Regions from separate parts of the Mus musculus genome. Here region 1 is linked to region 2. Evidence: chromatin loops called from intact Hi-C (ENCODE). Cell type or tissue: left cerebral cortex. All regions are shown on one strand. Links, peaks and the distances in the headings refer to the core of each region. The heading gives the core; the rest is flanking DNA.

Region 1 (10,062 bases), core at 7,563-10,062, 210 kb after region 2:
AATGTTCAGCATCATCAGGGAAATACAAATCAAAACGACTCTGAGATTCTACCTCACACCAATCAGAATGCCTAGGATCAAAAACTCAGGTGAGGATGTGGAGAAAGAGGAACACTCCTCCATTGCTGGTGGCACTGCAAGCTGGTAAAACCACTTTGGAAATCAGTCTGGTGGTTCCTCAGAAAATTTGAAGTAGTTCTATATGAAGACCCAGCTATACTACTACTGGGCATATACCCAAAGAATGCTCCAACATATAACAAGGACACATGCTCCACTATGTTCATACCAGTCTTATTTATAATAGCCAGAAACTGGAATCAACTCAGCTGTCCCTCAACAGAAGAAAGGATACAGAAAATGTGGCACATTTGCACAATGGAGTATTACACAGTGATTAAAAACAATGACTGCATGAAATTCACAGGCAAATGGATGGAACTAGAAAATATCATCCTGAGTGAGGTAACCCAGACTCAAAAGAACACACATGGTGTGTACTCGCTGATAAGTGGATTTGCCCAAAAGCTCACAATGCCCATTATACAATCCATAGACCATATGGAACTTAGAAGGAAGAAAGACTAGGGTGTGGATGCTTCAGTCCTGCACTTTGTGGGGGAACAGGATGATCATGGGAGGTGGAGGGAGAGGAGGGCCTGGGAGGGAGAGGAAATAAGGAGGCAGTATTAGGAACTAGAAGAGATGTGAGAGAGGAATAGACGGTCAGGAAACCGAACAAACATATGTATCAGGGGGAATGAGGTACTGGGAATAGCCACTGGAGGGTCTCAGACACCAGGGAAACGTGAGGCTCCCAGGACCCAACAGGGATGACTTTAGCTGAAATTCACAGAGAATGGGAAGATAGAACCTGTAGAGACTACCTCCAGTAGAAAGGCATGGCCCCTGGTCAAGAGATGGGGATACCCACCCATCTCAAAGTTTTTAACCCACAAATGTTCTTGTCCAAAGGAAGAACAGGGGACAAAAAATGGAACAGAGACTGAAGGAAGGGCCAACCTGGAACTGCCCCACCTGGGGATTCCATCATGTCTGCAGAAACCAAACCCAGACATTGTTGCCATGGCTAAGAGGTGCTTGCTGACAGGAACCTGGTGTGGTGGTTTCTTGGGAGGTTCAGCCAGCAACTGACCAATGCACATGTGGGTGCTTGGAGCCAACCATCAGACTGAGCTCAGGGAACCTGGTGGGGGAGCTGGAAGGAGTGGCGGAGTGGAGCAAGATTGCAACTCCTTTGGGAGAACAATATAGGCTGGTCTGACCACCCAGTTCTCTCAGAGATTAGACCATCAACAAAGGAGTGTTCCTGGAGGGATCCATGGCTTCAGATACATGTGTAGGAGAGGATGGCCTTGCCTGACAGCAATGGGAGGGGAGGCCCTTGGTCCTGGGGAGATTGATGCCCCAGCATGGGGGGATGCTGGAGCAGTGGGGCAGGAAAGTGTAGGTGGATGAAGGAGCAGCCTCATACAAGCAAAGGGGAGGGGGGAGAGTGGGTGAGGGATGGGAGTTGGTGAAGGGATAGCCAAGAAGTGGGATACCATTTGAGATGTAAAGAATCAAATGTGTAATAAAATAAATAAATAAAAAGGAAAAAGAGAAAAGAAAAAAAAGAAAGATTGAAGACTTGGGGAAAAAAAGAAAACAAGCAAAAGCCGAAACAAAAACTCAAATCTTGAACTAATCAAAGCAATCTTGAGCATCAAGATCTAACCTGAATGCATCATGCTACCTGTATTAGTTAGGGTTCTCCAGAGTCACAGAACTTATGGATAGTCTCTATATAGTAAAATAATTTATTGATGACTTACAGTCGGCAGCCCAATTCCCAACAATGGTTCAGTCGCAGCTGTGAACGGAAGTCCAAGGATCTAGCAGTTACTCAGTCTCACACAGCAAGTAGGCGAAGGAGCAAGAGCTGATTCAGAGGCCATGGAGGGATGTTTTTTACTGGCTTGCCTCACCTGGCTTGCTCAACCTGCTCTCTTATAGAACCAAGACTACCAGCCCAGAGATGGTCCCACCCACAAGGGGCCTTTCCCCCTTGATCACTAATTGAGAAAATGCCTTACAGTTGGATCTCATGGAGGCATTTCCTCAACTGAAGCTCCTTTCTCTGTGATAACTCCAGCTGTGTCAAGTTGACACAAAACTAGCCAGTACACTACCTAACTTTAAATCATATGGCAAAGTTATAACAATCAAAAGGGTGTAGCATGGAGACAGAACTCCTCGCCCAGTGAGCCACTAAAGAAAGTCTAGAAAGTAATCCATGGGTGTTGGAGGTTGCAGAGAGCATCAGGGAATACATCAGGGAATGGATGATCTTGTCAATAATATTGCTGAGAAGTAGATGTAAAAAGTATGTCACATGGCTTCCAGGATACCATCTACCCCCATTTCTGACACATTGAGGTGGGGACCAAAGACGAAAAGCTCTGATATGACCTTCCTCAGTGGAGAGGCATTGTTCCATGAGGACCTTCCATAGTTCTCAGCCAGAAGCCCTAGCTGGAAGCCAGTGTCCTTGGTCCCCCTCCCTGATCCCTGCTGCTACAGGTCAGGTATAGTGATGGTCTCTGGCAAGCCAGGCTCTCCCTGAAGGCCACCTTCAGATTATACATCCTCTACCATCCTCAAACATCAATTTTTCATCCTCCATCACCCCTTTCCCCGGTGATCATCCTAGCTACCCCACCCCAGTTGAGTATTCAGTAGTCCTAGGCCAAAAGAACACTCATGAAACCCTGGTGCATTTCCTTAAGTCCCTGAGCATCAACGGTCACATTGGCAAGTCCTCTGGTCCACCCAGGTTCACAATCCTTACTCACCCAGGGAGAACCTTTAAGCTTTCCTGGAGAAAACTCCATCAGGCCCTTTCTGACCCAAGTGCTCTGTCCAGCAGCTCCTTTCCTGCCCAGCTGCTGAGCCAGACTGAGGTCTTTGAAGGTTCTTGTGACTTGACCTTTGCACCATGTCAGCCCTGGGCAGCTCCCAGCCACCACCCTTGCTGGCCTTGTCAGGGAGCTCCATGTAGAATTGGCTTCCTCTAGAAAAGGAGACAGTGGACTGTTGCCAGATGCCAGGGATAAGGAACCAAAAGGATGTCTTGCAGGTAGGCCTGCCTGGGTATATATGCATGGGTATATATACATATAATATATGTGTGTGTATGTATGTGTGTGTGTGTGTATATATATATATATATATATATATATATATATATATATATATATGTGTGTGTGTGTGTGTGTGTGTATTTGTATGTATATGTGTATGTTTATATGCATATATGTGTGTATATATATGTGTGTGTATGAATGTACATATGTGTGCATGTATATAAGTATATGTAAATATACATATAAACATATATGTATATATGTACATGTATACACACACACACATATATATTCACACACACATACATATATATATATAGTATATGTATATATACATATATATATATACACACACACACATACACACATACACACATACATACATATACAGCCACTTCCTCACTACCCCAAGCCAGACATGGTGTAGCACTGCCAGAAGGCTGCTGGGACTCACTCCTGCTGTTTCCCAGCCTGCTGTTCTGCTGGGGAGTAGCACATTCCTGTCATCGTGGGACTCAGAGGAAGGTGGGGTACCTGGGAGAGGAGTCCACTGGCTCTACAGTTGGTGTGTGGATCACACGGATGCATAGCACCTAGCAACTGTGTTGGGACCCCATATGGAGTCGCGTGATTAACTGGGATGGTGACCAAAAAAAAAAAAAAAAAAAAAAAAAAAAGGCACCATTTAAGGCTTATACATGCACCAGGACAGAAAAATCATTCAAACTCAAATCCACAGTAATTCCGCCTGTTTCTGGCAGCGCTCACCCATGCTGTGTCCCAGGACTTCACTGCACCCTTGATCTGAACACACAAACTTATTCTCAGCACAAGCTGTCTCACCATGCAACATCAACAAAAGCCTCCCCGGGGCCTCGGTTCAAGACTACTATATGCAGTGGCCTGCAGTGTTTGGCTGCTCATACAGAGCGTCCTGCTTCTATGGAAATGTAATGGCTTAATTAGGGAAATCGAAGACTTGGAGGGTTTTCCTTGTCATGTTTCTCAGTGTGCATCAAATTAGTGAACCTTTGGAGTCTATTGTGCTACAATATTTGATTTTTAAAACGGTCATTTGAGTGGCTCACTTGATTTTTATTTTATTTTTTTCAGAAAAAATCTTTAAATGGATTTTGGCTTGGGAAAGGCTCTAAATACATTCTGTACCGTGTATCCATGTGAAGCGGTAGTCTCAGCTTTGATGGTTCTGAGATCAAAATATCCACCAGCTCCAGAGACTGAACCATCAACCAAAGAACATACATGGACTAGACCTAGGTGTCCCCAATCATACGTAGCAGGTACACAGCTTGGTCTTCATGTGGGTCCCAAACAACTGGAGCAGGGGCTATCCCCAAGCTGTTGCCTGTATGTGGAATATGTTCTTCTAGCTGGGCTGTCTTGTCTAGCCTCAGTGGGAAGAATGAATCTAGCTTTGCAGAGACTTGAGGGACCACTTAGGGGAGGCTCTACCTGCTCAGAGGAGAAGGGGAGAGGAGATGGGGGGAGGATTGTGGGAGGGGATGATGGGGAGAGGGCAGTGAATGGGATGCAAAGTGAATAAGTAAAAAATTAATTAATTAATTTAAAAAGTAGCCACCAACTCTGTTGAAGAGGCTCTTTGTCCTGAAGGGTCAAATATTCAGCCAATATTTAATTATTTATATATATATTTTTAAAAATCTATCTCATTGTTATGCAAATTTGCCATAATATTTAATGTTTAATGAATTGGCAAAATATGTACAGCAAAGTGTTTTTTTAAACTTTATGATTTACCTGGACACGGTGGCACATGCCTTTCAAAAGATGGAGACAGGGGTAGCTCTGTGAGTTGGAGGCCAGCCTGGTACACTGTGAGTTTCAGGGCAGCCTGGGCTATGTCCTGAGACCTTGTCTCAATGAATGTTTGATTTGTATATCTGTTTTGTATACCTGTCCCAGGTGACATGGAAGATTTTCAGGTGAAGGCTGAGGAGGGGGCTCAGCGAGTATAATGTTTGCTGTGCAAGCGTGAGGACCTGAGTTCAAATCCCAGTGTCTACATAAAAGCTAGGCAGGGCAGCACACACCTGAAGCTACAGCACTGACAGAGTGGACATAGGAGGACAGCTAGGGCTTGCTGGCCAGCCCACATGACTGAAATCAGGGAACAAGACAAGAGTGACAGGGCAGACACCTGACCTTGTCAGGTTTCTACATGGACATGCATGGGCAACACACACATATACATATATATGTGTGTGTGTATGTATATATATATGTGTGTGTATATTTATATACATATATGTGTCATGTATATATGAGTTTATACATGTACATATATGCATGCATGTATATATGTATATGTAAATATATACATATATGTGTGTATAAGTACATGTGCATGTATATGTATGCATATTCTTATATGTATATATGTATACATATATGTGTGTGCTGTGCACACACAGGACCAGCAAGAGGAAAGTGATTAATTCTCCTGAAACAGATACTGAGGTGTGGACTGCATCATCTTTGCCCCAAGCCCAGGGAACCAGCAGCCTGAAAACCCAGGCACAGCCCCACTATGGATGAGGAATACCTCTTCCTTTTAGATCTGCCAAGGAAATTGTCAACATAGAAGGAAAATGCAGGGGACTATGGCAACAAGCAGGGAAGAAATAACAACTCCCTTAGTGGTTAGGTCCTGGGGACCCCGTGTCCCTTAACCTGAGATCGCTCACTCCCCACCTAGGGTTCTGTTAGCAATCCTCTTTTTCCATAAGAAAGTGTCCAGTGGTACACTCTGATCCTAGCTCTGTTCCAGGTATAGTGTTGCTGGTGTCTGCATCAGGCATAGGGTAAGTCAGGAAAGCAAAAGAAGGCTAAGAGACCTAGAGATGAGGGAGCATCTGCTGCCTGCTGGACACCACACCCAACATGGCCTCCGGTCCCAAGAACCCAAGGGGTTCTATCTATCACCTATATTTATCTACCTATCTGTCAGTCATATCTATCTATCTATCTATCTATCTATCTATCTATCTATCTATCTATCTATCTAATCTATCAATCGATCTACCATATCTATCATCTATATTTCTCTACCTACCTGTCATCTGTTTCTCTATTTTTATTTCTCTATCTATATTTATCTCTTTCTGTCTGTCTGTCTGATCTATCATCTATCTATCTATCTATCTATCTATCTATCTATCTATCTATCTATCTATCTAATTTTTCCAGCAAGGGTTTCATGTAACACCAGCTGTCCTTGAGCTGGCTCTGCAACCAAAGATGAATCTGACCTTTCTTCCTTTAGCTTTCAGAGTTCTGGAATTCTCTGTGTTAGCCACACTCCCACTTTATGCAGTGTTAAGGATTGAACCCAGAGCTGCATGCATGCCAGGCAAGCACTCTACCCTCTGGGCCACATTCCTAACCCCTTCACCTGAACCCTGTCCCTTTCTTCTAACCCAGTTTCTGACACAGTACACACTTGTCTCCATTTTTTGAGCCCCTCTCCATTCTTGTCATCAGATGCTCTGCCTACATCCTGGGTTACTCTGCACCTTCCGACCTCATCTAGGGTTCCCCCACAGAAATCTTGGTCCTCAGGTGCACATCAGCCCTTAAAAAAATCATGGCTTTGGGGATTGAACTCAGGGTATTAGGAAGCACTGGATAGTTCTACCACTGGGCCATCTTTCTATCTGCCTGGGAGGGTCTCTTGATGGCCCAGGTCTACCGCTGGGGGATCGCCTGCTCCCCCAGAACCATCCAAGGAGGTTTAGTTGGAACCCAGATGCTGATTGGAGCATAGTGTCTTTTCTGTTTGAGGGTTTCTGTCCCTTGCTAGGGGTACTTTGGAAGGGTATCTTGGGAAGATGGCTTGGGAGTGCACAGTCACCGGATATAGGCAAGCTTCAAAATTCGACTCTGTGTTTTCGTGAGGAGTCAAGGGACACTGTTGTCTGATTCTGGACTGAGGGGTGGGGGTTGTAACAGTCTATGAATTAACCTTAAAGAGGGTATCCTAAACTCAGTGAGAGATTTGGGGTGGAACTGTCAAGTCAGTAAGAGCTTTGGAGGGAGCCACAACCCAATGAGAACCTTAAAGGGGGTGCCCAACTCAAGAAGAGCCTTGGAGGGAGCCCTCAAGTCAAAGAAAGCCTAAAGCACTGCCAAAAAAATTTCCCCTTAGTTATCCTGTTTGTGAGGAGGATGGAGTTGATCCCAATGTGTACCTAAGGAAACTGAGGCTGAGATGAGAAAGCCAGAAATACCGGTGGAGGATAACACAAGGAGAGCCCTGAAGTCTATACAGTCAGGCAGGCAGGCTTTATCTACTTATTCATTTCTTTATTTTTAAAGATGCATTTTATTTTGTTTATTTTTTTTTAAACTTAGGTTCTTCAGCTGCTGGGCTTATTTTTATTTAATGTGGGTACTGGGAATCAAACTGGGTCTTCTGAAATAAGGCATGGGTGTAGCCACTGAGCCGTCTATCCAGCGTCAGACACCACTTTCTTCTCTAATTGAGTGTGTGTGTGCGCATGCGATCGTGCACGTGGAGGTCAGGGTTGATTGACATGAGGTGCCTTCCATCACCGTGAGCTTTCACAAATCTTCACGTTGCATTTGTTTGTTTATCTTGTGTGCATGCATGTCAAAGCAAGCATACGGAGGAGGTCAGAGGACGGTGTGCTGACATCAGTTCTCTGCTTCTACCATGTGGGTTGTGAGAATCAGACTCTGACTTAGACATGGGCACTAATACTTTTTTTTTTGGTTATTTTATTTATTTATATTTCAAATGTTATGCCCGTCCCAGTTTTTCCTCTGGAAGCTCCCATTCAACCCCCTCCCCCTGCTTCTATGAGGGTGCTCACCAAACCACCCACTCACTCCTACCCTCTCCTCCTTACTATTATTCCCCTACGCTGGGACATCGAGTCTCCACAGGACCAAGGGCCTCCCCACCTATTGATGCCAGCCAGATAAGGCCATCCTCTCTGCTACATATCCAGCTAGAGCCATGGGTCCCTCCATGTGTACTCTTTGGTTGGTGGTTTAGTCCCTGGGAGCTGGGAGGAGGGGTATCTGGTTGGTTGATTTTGTTGTTCTTCCTGGGTTCTTCCCTACTCCTTCATTGGGGACCCCGTGTTCAATCTGACACTTGACTGTGAGCATCTGCATCTGTATTGGTCAGGCTCTGGCAGAGCCTCTCAGGGGACAGCCATACCAGGCTCCTGTCAGCAGGCACTTTAATGGTTCTCCACACGATTTTAGTGTGTGTGTGTGTGTGTGTGTGTGTGTGTGTGTGTGTGTGTGTGTGAGACATTTCTCTCACACACAGTCTGGAGATTCCTGACTTGGCTAAGCTGGCTGGCCATTGAGCTCAGAGATCTCTCTGTCCTTGCTTCCCAGCATGCTGAGGTTATAGACTGTACAGGTACATACTACTGTGACTGCCCTTTTACATGGGTCCTGGGGCTCTGAGCTCAGGTCCTTATGCTTGCATGGAAAGTACCTTACTGGCTGAGCTATTTCTCCTATATACTGGTGTCCTTCTGCTGGGGAGCCCCCCACCTCACCCTATCCCATGTGGGTTGGAAAGGCCACCTTCTGCCTGTCATGTCTGTCAAGTGCATGATCATTTTTGAACTGTTTTTCAAAGGTGCACTCAGTTTCTACCTAAGAGACCTGGGGAAGGAGCTAGAAGTCTGAGCTAGAAGTCTTAAGGGGATGGGGGTAGCTGGAGACTTCAAGGGTCTCTCTGCTGGTCTGATTAGCTGTAATCAAAGCCACCTTACAGGAGGGACAGGAGACAGGCTATCTCCCAAGCCTCAGTTTCCTCCTGTGTCACAAGCAGCCATCTATGAGAAGTGCCACCAGGGGGCTGCAGAGGGACGCTAGAGGGGCAGGTGCCCCCACCTAAGCCCTCTCAGCAAGACGGGGGCTGCCTGCCTGCCTGCCTTTGTCTTGACAACAGGAAGAAGGGGGGATGGAGTCCAGGTCCCCCTCCTCCTGCCCAGCTAGCCCAGATGAGGTGGCTGTGTGGGTGGGCGGGCAGAGGCTCTGGGGAGAACAGTGAGTCACTGCCGGCCAGAGCCTGAGCGGAGCGTGTCCCTCCCGGCTGGAGAGAGCGGTGGCGGCAGGTTTCATGGGTAATTATGTAATTTATGAGTCTCCTGCTCCGGGCTCTGTCTGAGTCAACCCTGCCGAGTCGTGACCAAGCTGAGGCCCAGCAATGAGAGGCGCGTGGGCACAGGCTGTATCCCAGGATCTGGCCTCTGCCCTAGGGGGTTCAGCTTGTACAGATGGAGCTGGAAGGGGGTGGGGCTCATGAGACCCTAGAAGGATAGAAAAGGGTATCTTTTCATGTCCCCGGCACTTGAATCAGACTATGGGGCTGGTAGTGTGTGTGTGTGTGGGGGGGAGGGGGCCAGGAATCCAGGTGTGAACCCCTGCTTCTGGATGTTTGCTTTCAGCCAAGGACTGACGACAGAGACCAGAGACATCCCAAGAGGTCCCTCTTGAAGGAGACCAGACCACACTGTTAACCCCCATGTGCCACTTAACAAAAGTCCCTCTGAATACAGACACGCAAGCATATTTACATTATATGACATATGTTTATTATTCAAAGGGCTACACACACTGAGAACTTTGAAAGCCAAGAGCAGAAACCCCTCCTTCCCCTCCCTGCTCAGTCCCCTGGGTCTGCCTACCCACCCCCCACCTCAGGTTCCTAAGCAAGGGCTGCTCAGATCTGGAATACAAGGCTCTGGGGTGGGAGTTGAAACATGGGTGAGAAGTTGGGGACTCAGAGGTAGATGGCACAGGGCGCAGTGGGGTGGGGTGTGGACAGTCCTCTCAGGTGGGCCGCGGGGAGCATCTTCTGGAGTCAAACATCTTTGTTGTCGGTTGT
Region 2 (11,081 bases), core at 5,431-7,930:
GATGCTGGGGATGCTAGGGATGCTGGAGATGCTGGGGATGCTGGGGATGCTGGAGATGCTGGGGATGCTGGGGATGCTAGGGATGCTGGAGATGCTGGGGATGCTGGGGATGCTGGGGATGCTGGGGATGCTGGGGATGTTGGTGATCAGGTTGGGAACTCTGGGATCATTCAGGCTCATCTTCCAGCACTAGGCACACATGAGATGCATAGATATATATGTAGAAAAAAAATCCTATGTACAAAATTAATAAACCAATCTCAGGAAAAAATTTAAAAAAAACAACAAGCAAACAAGACATACTTTGGGCTCCAGACATCCAGTTTTGACCTCTGTCTTCTACATCCATAACTTAACCACAAGTTGTAAAGTCCCTGATGTGAAGTGTCCTTGGGATGGGGGCGTGTCCATGTGGGTAGGGCAGTCATTTTGAAACCACAGTGGCCCCTTAGCTTTCCACAGATGAGACGATCCCATACGTCCTCCCTAGCTCTTGGAGTGAGGAGACTAAAGCAGACAGCACTGAAGCCTGACTTCGCATCCCATCCCTTCCTGCCACACTGGCACACACGTCCCCACTGGAGACTGTTCCCATCCCTTCCTGCCACACTGGCACACACGTCCCCACTGGAGACTGTTCCTTTCAACCACTCCAGTGTTTTCTCTTCCTCCTCTTCCCACAACTAAGGGACAATCTCCAGAAAATGGAGCTAGGAAGTGGACTCTGGAATCCCCATGGCTGTATATCTCTGGAGCTCATAGAGCCTCTGGGATGCCTCGGGGATCTGGAAAATGCATTTTAATCAATCAATCAATCAATCAATCAATCAATCAATCAGCCAGTCAGTCAGTCAGTCAGTCAGTCAGTCAGTCAGAGTGTGTGTGTGTATGTGGAGAGAGCATAACACATTTGAGCATTCTTGGCTTTCTACCTTGTTGAAGGGGGTCTCTCTTGTTGAGGGAGGTCTTTTGTTGAGAGGTCTCTCTTACTGAGGGGGGTCTTTTGTTGAGGGGTCTCTCTTACTGAGGGGGGGTCTCTGCTGAGACAAGGTCTTTCTTGTGGCTGTTGTGCTGTGTACTCTAGACTACTCAGCCTCTGAGATTCCAGGCAATGCTCCTGTCTCCATCTCCCATCTTGCTGTAGGACTTCTAGAATTACAGGTGTGTGCCACCACATCTGGCTTTTTCCTTGGTCTCTGGAGATCAAATTCAAGACATGCGGCTTGTGTTGTTTGCCTTTTTACCCAATGAGCAATCTCATCACCCCTAGGACACACTTAAAATTCCAATGAGCCCTGAAGCTGGGACTTGCAATTATCTTAATGATTAATTTGAAAGTTTTTGAAATAGACTTTCTTATTAAAAAAAAAAACAGACAAAAGAGATGTGGGGGCTTCACAGGTGTGGTTGTACGTGGTGGTGGTGATGGGTACACAGAGGATGTGACTATGTATAGGGTCTTTGTCCACCATGTCTGTATGGTCAGGTACCACCTTCCTTATGCCCTTTATCAAGTGAGCTGAGCCTAGGAAGGAGAAACTCAGATGGTGCATCGTAACACTCGAGTGCCACCAAGGTGCAAGATGTATCTATTATCCACGTGCTGCAGGCGCATGTACAACAGCTTCCCTAGATGCCTACCGGAAGCTGAGAGGACAGTGTTGCCTCACCTAGCTCAAGACAGGGATGGGACACTCTCCCAGATCGGTGAGCCTTGGCCACCTGTATCAGGAGCAACTTTTCCATCCTTGCTGAGACCTTCTCTCCGTGGGGCTCTATTAGGGAACCTCAATGATCAGCTCAAAAGACCCGAGGCACCTGAAGGGGAGATGGGAGCAGGAAAATGCCACTTGGTAATTTGCCTTTCGGGGTTCCAATGGCACCTCTCAGGAACTGGGTTCTCAGAGCACAAGACATGCGATATACCAATAGCTGTGGCCTCAGCTGCCTGTGTACAGCCACAGTGGGAGCTCAGAACACTGGAACCAGGGACACAAAATGCTAGCTCCAAGACTGGAAGAGAGGGCCAGGAAGAAGAGTCAGAGCCTTAGGTATACTTTTGCCTGCTAAACTTTTAGGAAGCATGGAGAGAGGATGTGCATCAGGCCCAGGCAGGATCCTTTGGGAAGTTCTCATCAGACTGGACTGGTAAGGATCCTCCCAGCTCCTGGTGATCTGCATTGTAGAAAGGATGGAATACACCTGCCTTTATAGGAAAGCATTCATTCATTCATTCATTCAGCCAAGAAATGTGTATTGTACTGGGGAAGAATCTTCAGCATGTGGAGGGTCCTGGGTTTGATCCCAGATATCAAAAGGAAAAGAAGAGACAAGAAAAGAGAGAACGTATTGAACATTAAGCATCGCGCCAGCCTTAAGGGATGAAAAATCAACCTTGTCTCCTGCAGTCTTGCAGCTGTGGTCTTAGGGAAGCAGGCAGATGGGCACAATGTAGCCCGAGATAAGGGTTTTCCCCCTGCTGATTTTTTTCATTTGTTCATCAAGTGTCTCTTGTGAACTACTTACGCCTCAGAAACCAGCTAGGCTTCTACCTGAAGCCCCTGACATACAAGCCACAGTCTGTGGAGTGGCTAGTGGACACAAATCTCTGAATAGCTGGGGAAACAGTTAGTTTGTTGGAAAGAGATGATGTACTATCCCCTTTGACCCAAGTGGTTTATTGGAAACTTTGTATTTAGCAGACAGTGTTGGATACAGTCAGCTATTAGCAGATACAATGTATCCATCTTGTATCCATCCTCTTCTCAACTGTGTGTGGACGGGGGACCAGAGGCTGTTCTCCCTGGAAGCCATGACTTGATCTCTGGCTGCAGAAAACTCACAGCTAGTTGGGAGAAAGAAAGCAACATTTCATAGTTCACTCAACCCCACCCCACCCCCACCCCCACTCCCACCCAAAGTAAATGTTCTGAGCTCCTGTGAACGACGCGCTGGACTTTTCTCCACCAATTACCTGCTAATTGAATGACTCCTTGTGACCTTCCCTTTCCTGTGCCTGACAGTGACAGAGTTGGAGAGGTCTTTGCTTTCTAGACAGGTGAAGAATAACCCAGAGAAGAAGAGCAGGCAGAACTGGGTTACAGGGGACACCCTGGAAAAGCTGGCACTGTTCACAAGAAGGTGGCCTGCTTTTATGCTGGTTACCATCATAATCTTTTCAGGACACTCTGTTGCATTTGGCTCCTGAAGTGAAAGAGCGGTCTTTTTGATTAAATAACTTGGTTCTTTCAGGATGCTGGACCACCAGGGCAATTAATTCATTCTTTACTTAAAGTTTTCAGTACAGATTTTCTCCATTTCTAGGTAGAGGTGGGAAGGCTTGGAGGCATACATCCTTAGGTTCAGATACTTGGGAGGCTGATCAAGGAGGATCATAAGTTCAAGGTTAGCCTGGGATATAGAGGGAGACCCCGTCTCTCAAAAGCTGAGAATTGTGCCTGCTGATAGAAGATCTGCCTAGAACGTGCAAAACCATGGGTTTGAGCCATGGCACTTTAAAATAAAGTGGAGGTCTAGAAAGAGGGAGGAAGGAGATGGAAAGTTAGAGATGGGGAGAAGAGTGTTCAATTATTCCTCCAAGGTAAGACCAGGGACTGGGTGTGTTCTCTACAGGTGCCAAGGGACATGTTCCTCGGAAAACTGGACTCAGCTTTTGTGATTCATTCAGGAGCAGGACTTGCCATAGTCTCTGCATCCCCGAGTCTAGACCCAGCTTCTCAGCGCTCACTGGCTATCCTGAGATCCTCAACTGTGTCTGGGCTTACCAGGCCCACAAAGAAGCACAGCTAACCTATAAGCCCACTCTTTCTCATGTTCCCTTTCTTCTTTCTTGACCCCTCCACTGTGCCCTGGGTTACTTCAGCAACTTCTTGGCAGGGTATGGTCATCCTTAGCCACAGCCCAAAGTGTAAACCTGAGAGCCAACTTTTCTGTCTTTCTAATGGGGTCAAGATGTCACCCACTCCTTCTCAGAAATGTATCCCATCTCTCTTTCTGTTTAGACTGCAGCTAGACTTAGTGGCCAACTGTCCAGGCAGTCAGTGCTAAGGGTTGTAGCAGAGTGAGTGGTGGGGTGCGTAGGCACTCACAGCTTGGCTGTATGCTTCACAAGGGTGTGTGCGCACTTCTGCTGGTCCCAGAATATGCCACAAAGTCCCCTGTGTCCTGGGCTGCTGGCCTAGGAGGAAAAGGACATCTGCATCACAGCGTGTGTCACAGTTATGCTTCCTCGCTGTGATGTGATGACTATTTTAACTAAGACACAGATATTGTGTTCACATTTACCTACTTGTCTGCAAGATGTTCTGTAGTATTTAATTTATTTACATATCTATCTCTCCCTCCTTCTCTTTCTCTGTCCCTCTCTTCCTCCTTTCTCCCCTCCCTCCCTCCCTCCCTCCTCCCTCTCTGTCTTTGAATATCTGTGTGTGTGTGTGTGTGTGTGTTGTGTGCACACACATGTGGAAGGCATGTGTGTTCGTGTGCATGTATAAGTGTGTGCATGCACATTTGTGAACACGAGCGTGGAGGCCAGACACCAATCTTGAACACTGTTCTCAGGAGTCATTCATGTTGCTTGTGAACATGGAGCCCACTGATTTAGTCAGGCTGCTGGTTGGCGAGCCCTAGGGATTTTCTCACTCCTCCAGGGCAGGCATTACAAGGGTGTTTGCCACCAGAGCTGTACTTTTCGAATGGGTTCTAGGGATGGAACGCAGGTTTTCATTCATGCATGAATGTGTCCTTAGAGTAATCTCTTCTGTAGTGTGACTGAGCTTTGCAGTGAGCTGTGATGAAGACCACAAGACCCTCTGCTCCTATGCACATGGGCTTTCTGGCCTGCTCCACAGGCCTCATGGTGACCCTGGGGTTCTTTTGGCTGCCATGCCGTTCCCCCTCTACCCCTTCTTCTTCTGATCCCTGAGACTGATCAAGTCAGAGGCCACAGAGGTTTCTTGTTGTGCCTTTCCCTGAGTCTAGAAGCAGTGAGGGAAAATCCCACTGCCCAAGGCCTGCCTCAGGAGAGTGTGAAGCAATCTCTCTTGTCCTCCATGAGCAACCCTGACCTGACAATACCCTGCTAGACTGGGAACTCTTTGTGGAGGCCGTGGTGGGGTTAGGAGACAGGGAGAGCATCAGGGTGTGCCTCGGGGCCTACCAGGTTCTGCGAGTGTATCAGTAGACAAGGGAGATGACCATCCCTCCTGCTGTGCACCTCTGTCCCCAGGAGAGGCTGTCCATCGATCTTCTTTCCAAGGGCGTGCTGGCTGCATGCAAGTGCATAGGCTCACCACTCCAGGTCTGGGGTCTCGAACTCAGGCAGCTGCCCTAGGATGTAACCACCAAATGGACTTTTTTCCTGTTGGCATGGGGTGGGGGGTGGGGGGCAGAGATATGGGGTTACCTGAAGGACCTGGAGCAACACCCAGGAGGTAAGATCTAAGATTCACTAAGGAAGCAGAGACCCCGGAGTGCTCTTTAAGCCTTCCCTATTTGGACCTAATAGAAGGGAATATCCACACCAAACACCTGAGGGGCCAGCTCCTCACACACAACAGATGGCCAGGGTCTGAGCTGACACTCCCTCTCATTTGGATGGCCTTGCAGACTGAGGTCATCTGCAGGATCCAGGCAATGGGCTCTCCAGACCCTTTAGACCCAACAACCTGAGAAGGGAGGTTTGCCCTGAGCAGAGGCAAGCCCCACAACAAGGAAAGATAAGCTTAGCATCGCTGTCAGATCTAACAAATAACAATGCAGATCACTAGTTAGTGTGGGTTCTAGTGTTTAGTGCTAGCATGTTCCAAACATGACTGCTTATCAGGAAGTTGCATATAACTGGACACCTGACATGCCACTCAGGAATCCAGAAAGGAGGCTGACTTCTGACCAGCCATTGAAAACTCTCCCTACCTGTTGACCCCATCCTCTGTTGCATCTCTGACCATGAGGGTCCCTCCACTTCTCACTGCCAAGCTCTTTGCTCCCAAAACTCCCTCATCCCCAGTGATCCTGACAAAGTGCCCCATTGGGTGGGAATTGGCCTTTAGCCCCCACTGCTACATGGTGGGTTCCTGCTTCTGGAAATCTTGGAGGCTTCAGTTTGGGTTCCCCCCTCTAGTTCACCTCAGTGTTAGAGGAGGCCCGAGGGTGTCCCTCCATGGGGGAATGCTGAGAAGTCACTTGACACAGCTCCTGGGTCCTTACCATCAGACCCTGAAGTGCTAAGCTCACAAGATGTTGCTTCTGAGCTCTGACACCCCTCAGGAAATGACTGAGAACTATTGCCAGGGCATGACTTAGCAGAGGCCACCAAGAGCTGGTGGCAGAGCAGAGGTATCTTCAGGTGGAGGACTTTGGGGTGCTGGTCATTTTCTTTGAGCTCCTGGTGGTATGGTACCGGAGGCGGCCCCTCTCTCCCCTAGGCAGGGTGGAGTGTCCGTTTGCAAGCTGACCGAAACTCCGTGGGTCTGGAGGTCTCAGGCCAGAAATGTTTTCATTTTCCCAGAGGGTAAATGCGCTCCTGCCTGGGTGGTAAGTGGAGCCCTGTGATTGGTTTACCATCTACTCTAGCCCCAGGCCCTTGGGCACGGAGGACGGCCACTGGGGGGCAGTGCTAGCCAGGAGACCTGGCAGGGATCCACCCTCCTCCCGCCAGAGGCCCTGCGGCAGGGAGCTGTGCATACCAGACTCTTACTCACAGTGAGTGAGGATCAAGGTAGTGCTGGACTCTGGGCTTTCTCCTAATGTCCAGAGCCACACCCATCTGGACTCCCCCCTCCATCTCTTTCTCTCCCAACACACACACACACACACACACACACACACACACACACGCACGCACGCACACACGCACGCACGCACGCACGCACAGGCTCAGATTAATTTACCCAGCCTACTTCTTTATCTCCAAAACTGAGCCCAGTGTCCAGTGCCGCTTTGAGGGTGCTCCACATTCCATCAAGGTCGCTCAGCCTCAGCTTTGGCCCTGGGATGGGTTATGCTGCACTGACTGTCCCCCTTGCTAGACTGCAGTGCCAGGAAGTCTTCCATCCTAGCCAGTCCCAGTACCCATTTTACAAATGGCAAAACCAAGGCCCTGAGACAGGTAGTGACTTACCCAGGGACACACAGAAAATTAGGAATGGTTTCCCTGTTCTTCCTCTACGCCCCTTCTGCATACACACTGGGTGGCACTCAAATCTCGAGGACCTTAGGAGGCCCACCCCTGCATCAATGTCCCCCATGTCCTTCCCCTGCAGATTCCAGACCTCCTAGGGCCAATGCCTAACACTCTCCTGTGTCCTGTACTTAGCTCACAGTGGGCCTCACTGCAGGCAGGGCTCTTGCTTTCTGCAAATCTCCTCTTCTGTGGAATGGGGCATGCCTGAACCCTTGAGAGTCTGCAGGGAGAGAATGTATGCAAATTCCTGGAGAGTTCCAGGTGTTTAGGCATGAGCACCCAGTGGCCATCTATCTGCATTCAGTCTCCCTACCCTGTCCCAAGGTCCCTGGTGCTCTCCCACTGATGCTCCTGTTCTAGACGCCCCCGCTCCCCAGCCTGAGACAATGGATCCACCTGGCAGGAGGCTCATCTGGGCTCTGAGATACTGCCCCCTGTCTTCTTCAGTATTCAGTCCCAGGCAGGGTGGGCTCAGAGAGAAGAGATGCCCTGTGGCTTGGCACACACAGAAGGGACAGGGTGGAACATGTGGGTAGCCTGTGGCTTTCCTTAGGAGGTGTCCACCTGTCTGCTGTTGCAAACAATCACACACACACAGACACACACACACACACACAGAGAGAGAGAGAGAGAGAGAGAAGAACAAGCCATGTGAGGGAAGGTGGCAGCAAAAGGGGGTGTTAGGGGAGACATTCCTGAGGAGGCCCCGCAGTCATTACACATCAGTAGCTGGGTTTTTTTGTTTTGTTTTGTTTTGTTTTGTTTTTTGCCTCAGCTCCTCAGAGAGCTCCTCCGCGTGTCTCCTGGGCTTTGCCAGCTACTCTGAAGCTGCCAAGGTTTTCTGACATGGAAGCACAACTCTCCCTCACTTCTAGGCTGAGTGAGCTGTTTCCCATGAGTCTCAGAGCAAGCCAGGGGCAACAGCAAGAGCAATAGCATGGATGTACCAAGGCCACTGTCCCTGTCCCCTTATGCTGCCTGTACAGCTGCCCTACCCTCTCCTGTGTGTGTGGGTGTTCATGTGTTTGTGTGTTTGCATGTATGTGCATGTTCATGCGTGTGTGTGTGTGTGTGTGTGTGTGTGTGTGTGTGTTCATGTGTTTGTGTGTGCATATTCATGTGTGTATGTGTTCATGCGTGTGTTCATGTGTTTGTATGTTTATGTGTATGTATGTATGTGTGTGTGTGTGTGTGTAGGCCAAAGGTCAATGTCAAATGCTTTCTCAGTCACTTTCCCACCTTAATTTTGGAGACAAGGGTCTCTCATTGGCCTGGAGCTCCCAGGTCCGCTAGCCTGGCTGGCTGGTGAGCCCCCGGGATCCTCTCGTTTCCTCTGCTGGGGTGGCAGGTACACACTGCCTGGCTTCTTACAGCATTCAGCTCCTCAAGCTTGTGTGGCCTGCACGTCACCAATTCAGCCACCTCCAGGCCCCAAGTCTTGTTTTGAACAGTTCATTTTCAAAGCCTCCTCACAAGCCGGCTTCCTCTGTGTGCTTGGTGGCTTCCGCCCAGAAGTCTGGCCACAGTGTTTACTGCCCTGTGGGGTGGCCTGGAGGGCTGGCGTGGGGTGGTGCTTCCCACATTGCTGAGAAGTTTGGTGGGCAGAACACCCAGCTGCCCACAGTTTCCATCTTAGTTCAGCCAGGACAGCAGACACACAGTCAATGGTGATAACTCAACCCGTGTTTACCTGGAATCTTCCACGTGGGAGGCAATGACCTCGCTTGGAACCTGAGGATGGATTCAGTGTGGATGTTCTGGGCTGGAGGAATAAAGAGCACCACCTTTGAGCAGGCCAGACCACCATCGTGCTATATGACCAACGAACCATCTCTGTCTTCACTTGGCTTCCAAGTCACCCCCAAGAAAATGCCAGGACCTGAAATCCCACCATCTGAGTCAGAAATTCCATCCTGGAAGGGAGGTTCCTGTGTGTCCCTAGGAGGACAGAGTTGTCCTAAGACCTTCGAGGTCAGGAAGGTTGTAGGTGTGAACCGGGATGGGAATGGAGGTCAAGGAAGCCGTAAACTTCGCTTCTTGGGCTGGCGGTCCGTCCACATGGGGCCCCGGGGGATATAGCTGCATCTGTTTCATAGCTGGTATATGTTAGCCATTACTGAAGCCCAGCATTACTTTGAGAAGGTGTGGAGAGCCTTTGGGGGCCGCTTGGCAGGAATCTGACATTGGCCATGGACGGGGAATTGGGCATCAGGCAGGAACCTGACATTTGGCCATGACAAGGAAGTAAGTTCATGCAAGAAGCGGATTTTAGGGTGGAGCAAAGAAGTAGGCTTCAGGCATGAATATGACTTTGGGCTAGGACGGGGAAGTAGGCTCAGTTATCTCGATGATCCTGATAAGCTCTTAGAAACACTGGTTGAGGGCGTGGCCACAGGATTTTGTTTATTGTCTTGTTTGTTCCTTGACTATTTATTTGTGTTTATTGTCTTGCTTGCTCTCGGTTGTACTGCCCGCCCTTAATACTTGCATGTAATTAAAATCAGATTGGGAAAAAATAAGCCTGTCTCGGCCTCAGAACCAGCTGGTGTCCTGCTACAGTTTTGTCTAATTGTCTTTTTTTTTTAAATCCTCACTCCCAGGCTGGAGAACCTGTCGACTGACTGAGTGTGCTTGGTCAGAAGGTCTGACTCGGTCTCCAGGGAGGACTCAGCAGAAATGAGTGAACTACAATGTTCCAGCACTCCCAGAGAGCAAATGTGTGGGAGAAGAAGAGCTGAGTGACAGGAAGAAGCAGATGCAGGCCAGTGGCTTTGATTGGCACTTTTAATTTGTCTCTGAGACTCCTGACCACCAAAGCAAAAGTGGAAAAGCCATCAGTACCCACGGTTGCCTTGGCTGTTCCTTGCATACTGTTCCTGTCAGGGCACTCGGGGAATCTGTGGTACTCCCGGGGAAAGCGGACAGGCTGCGTTCTCCATCCTGGAGACAACTGTCCCGTGTCTGAGTGGATCTGCTTCTCTGCACAGCTTCATTAGGGGATGGCTCCATCAGAGACAGTGGTCATCCGGCGCTCTAGAGAGCACAAAACCTTCCCAGCCTGGGCCCTGGGAGATGAGTTCCCTTCCCAAAAGCTCCCTCGAGACGGAAAGCTAAGATGGATGAGATCTTCAATAGTGGCTGGAGGGCAAGATAAGTCTCGTGAAATGGTTTCTCAGGAGGTTCCTCAGTGAGAGCCAAGGGCACCCTTCCAATCCACAGAACTGCCCCTTGGGAAGACAGAGGGTTTCCCACTGCCCATTTGGGGGATGTGGAGGGAGGAGTGGTCATATTGCTTATGTTGGGCACTAGAGCCAGGCCCTGGCAGGAGATTTATGCTCAAGGTTCAGTTCACCTTCCCATGCTTTCTCTCTGAGCCCCCCCACCCCCCAATGGCAAAGGCAGAACACAGAGTACAGTACCCTCCTCTATGGCTACGCAGCAGTCTCAAGGGCTAAACCAGCCTGCCTCCATCATGTTCTTAAAAGCCATCCCGAAAGTAAAAACAAGTTAGGCTCATTCCTGTTCGTGATTAAACCTCTGTTTCTCAAGAATTGGGCTATGCCCCACCTGGAACCTTAGCTACAAATGATTCTGTACTGCCTGTCTCAGGAAATGACAGCCTCGTCTTTGTTTCTAAAGGTTGTTATGAACCACCTGTTGTTATGACTACAGAGTTCTCATCGCCTTGCTATGTTCTGCTCCTGTAATCCTGCCTATTTTGCCTGCTAAATCCCCCATTTGGAAACCCCCTACCCCTGAGCTATAAACCCCCCCTATCTTCCCTAGGTCCAGTGTTGATCTCTGGAACCCTGCCTTTAGGGGGAGACAGCCCGTGCACATGAATTTAAAAGCTTGCTTTAATGAATTTGGCCATGAT

The links. Hi-C counts contacts between places; a loop is a spot of excess contacts. Peaks named below come from ENCODE experiments on the same cell type or tissue, not always from the same donor. Only the 100,000 strongest peaks of a DNase experiment are listed, where the experiment ranks them.
Region 1: a loop joins it to region 2, with 2.0 times the contacts of the local background. A loop is called at or near these places in 5 of 42 quality-filtered maps.

The regions. Positions count from the first base shown.
Region 1 is chr12:109,749,143-109,759,204 of GRCm38, reverse strand. It overlaps Mirg (miRNA containing gene), which reads right to left. Exons shown (of 8, transcript NR_028265.1): 8 at 9,747-10,062. Among named protein-coding and RNA genes, the nearest start is that of Mir3072, 6.3 kb to the right of the region's middle. In left cerebral cortex, for the core only: a CTCF peak has its summit at 9,032 (motif pointing right); DNase peaks (open chromatin) are centred at 8,528 and 9,254; H3K27ac peaks cover 1,534 bases.
Region 2 is chr12:109,954,462-109,965,542 of GRCm38, reverse strand. No RefSeq gene overlaps it. Among named protein-coding and RNA genes, the nearest start is that of Gm34554, 38 kb to the right of the region's middle. In left cerebral cortex, for the core only: a CTCF peak has its summit at 6,615 (motif pointing right); a DNase peak (open chromatin) is centred at 6,630.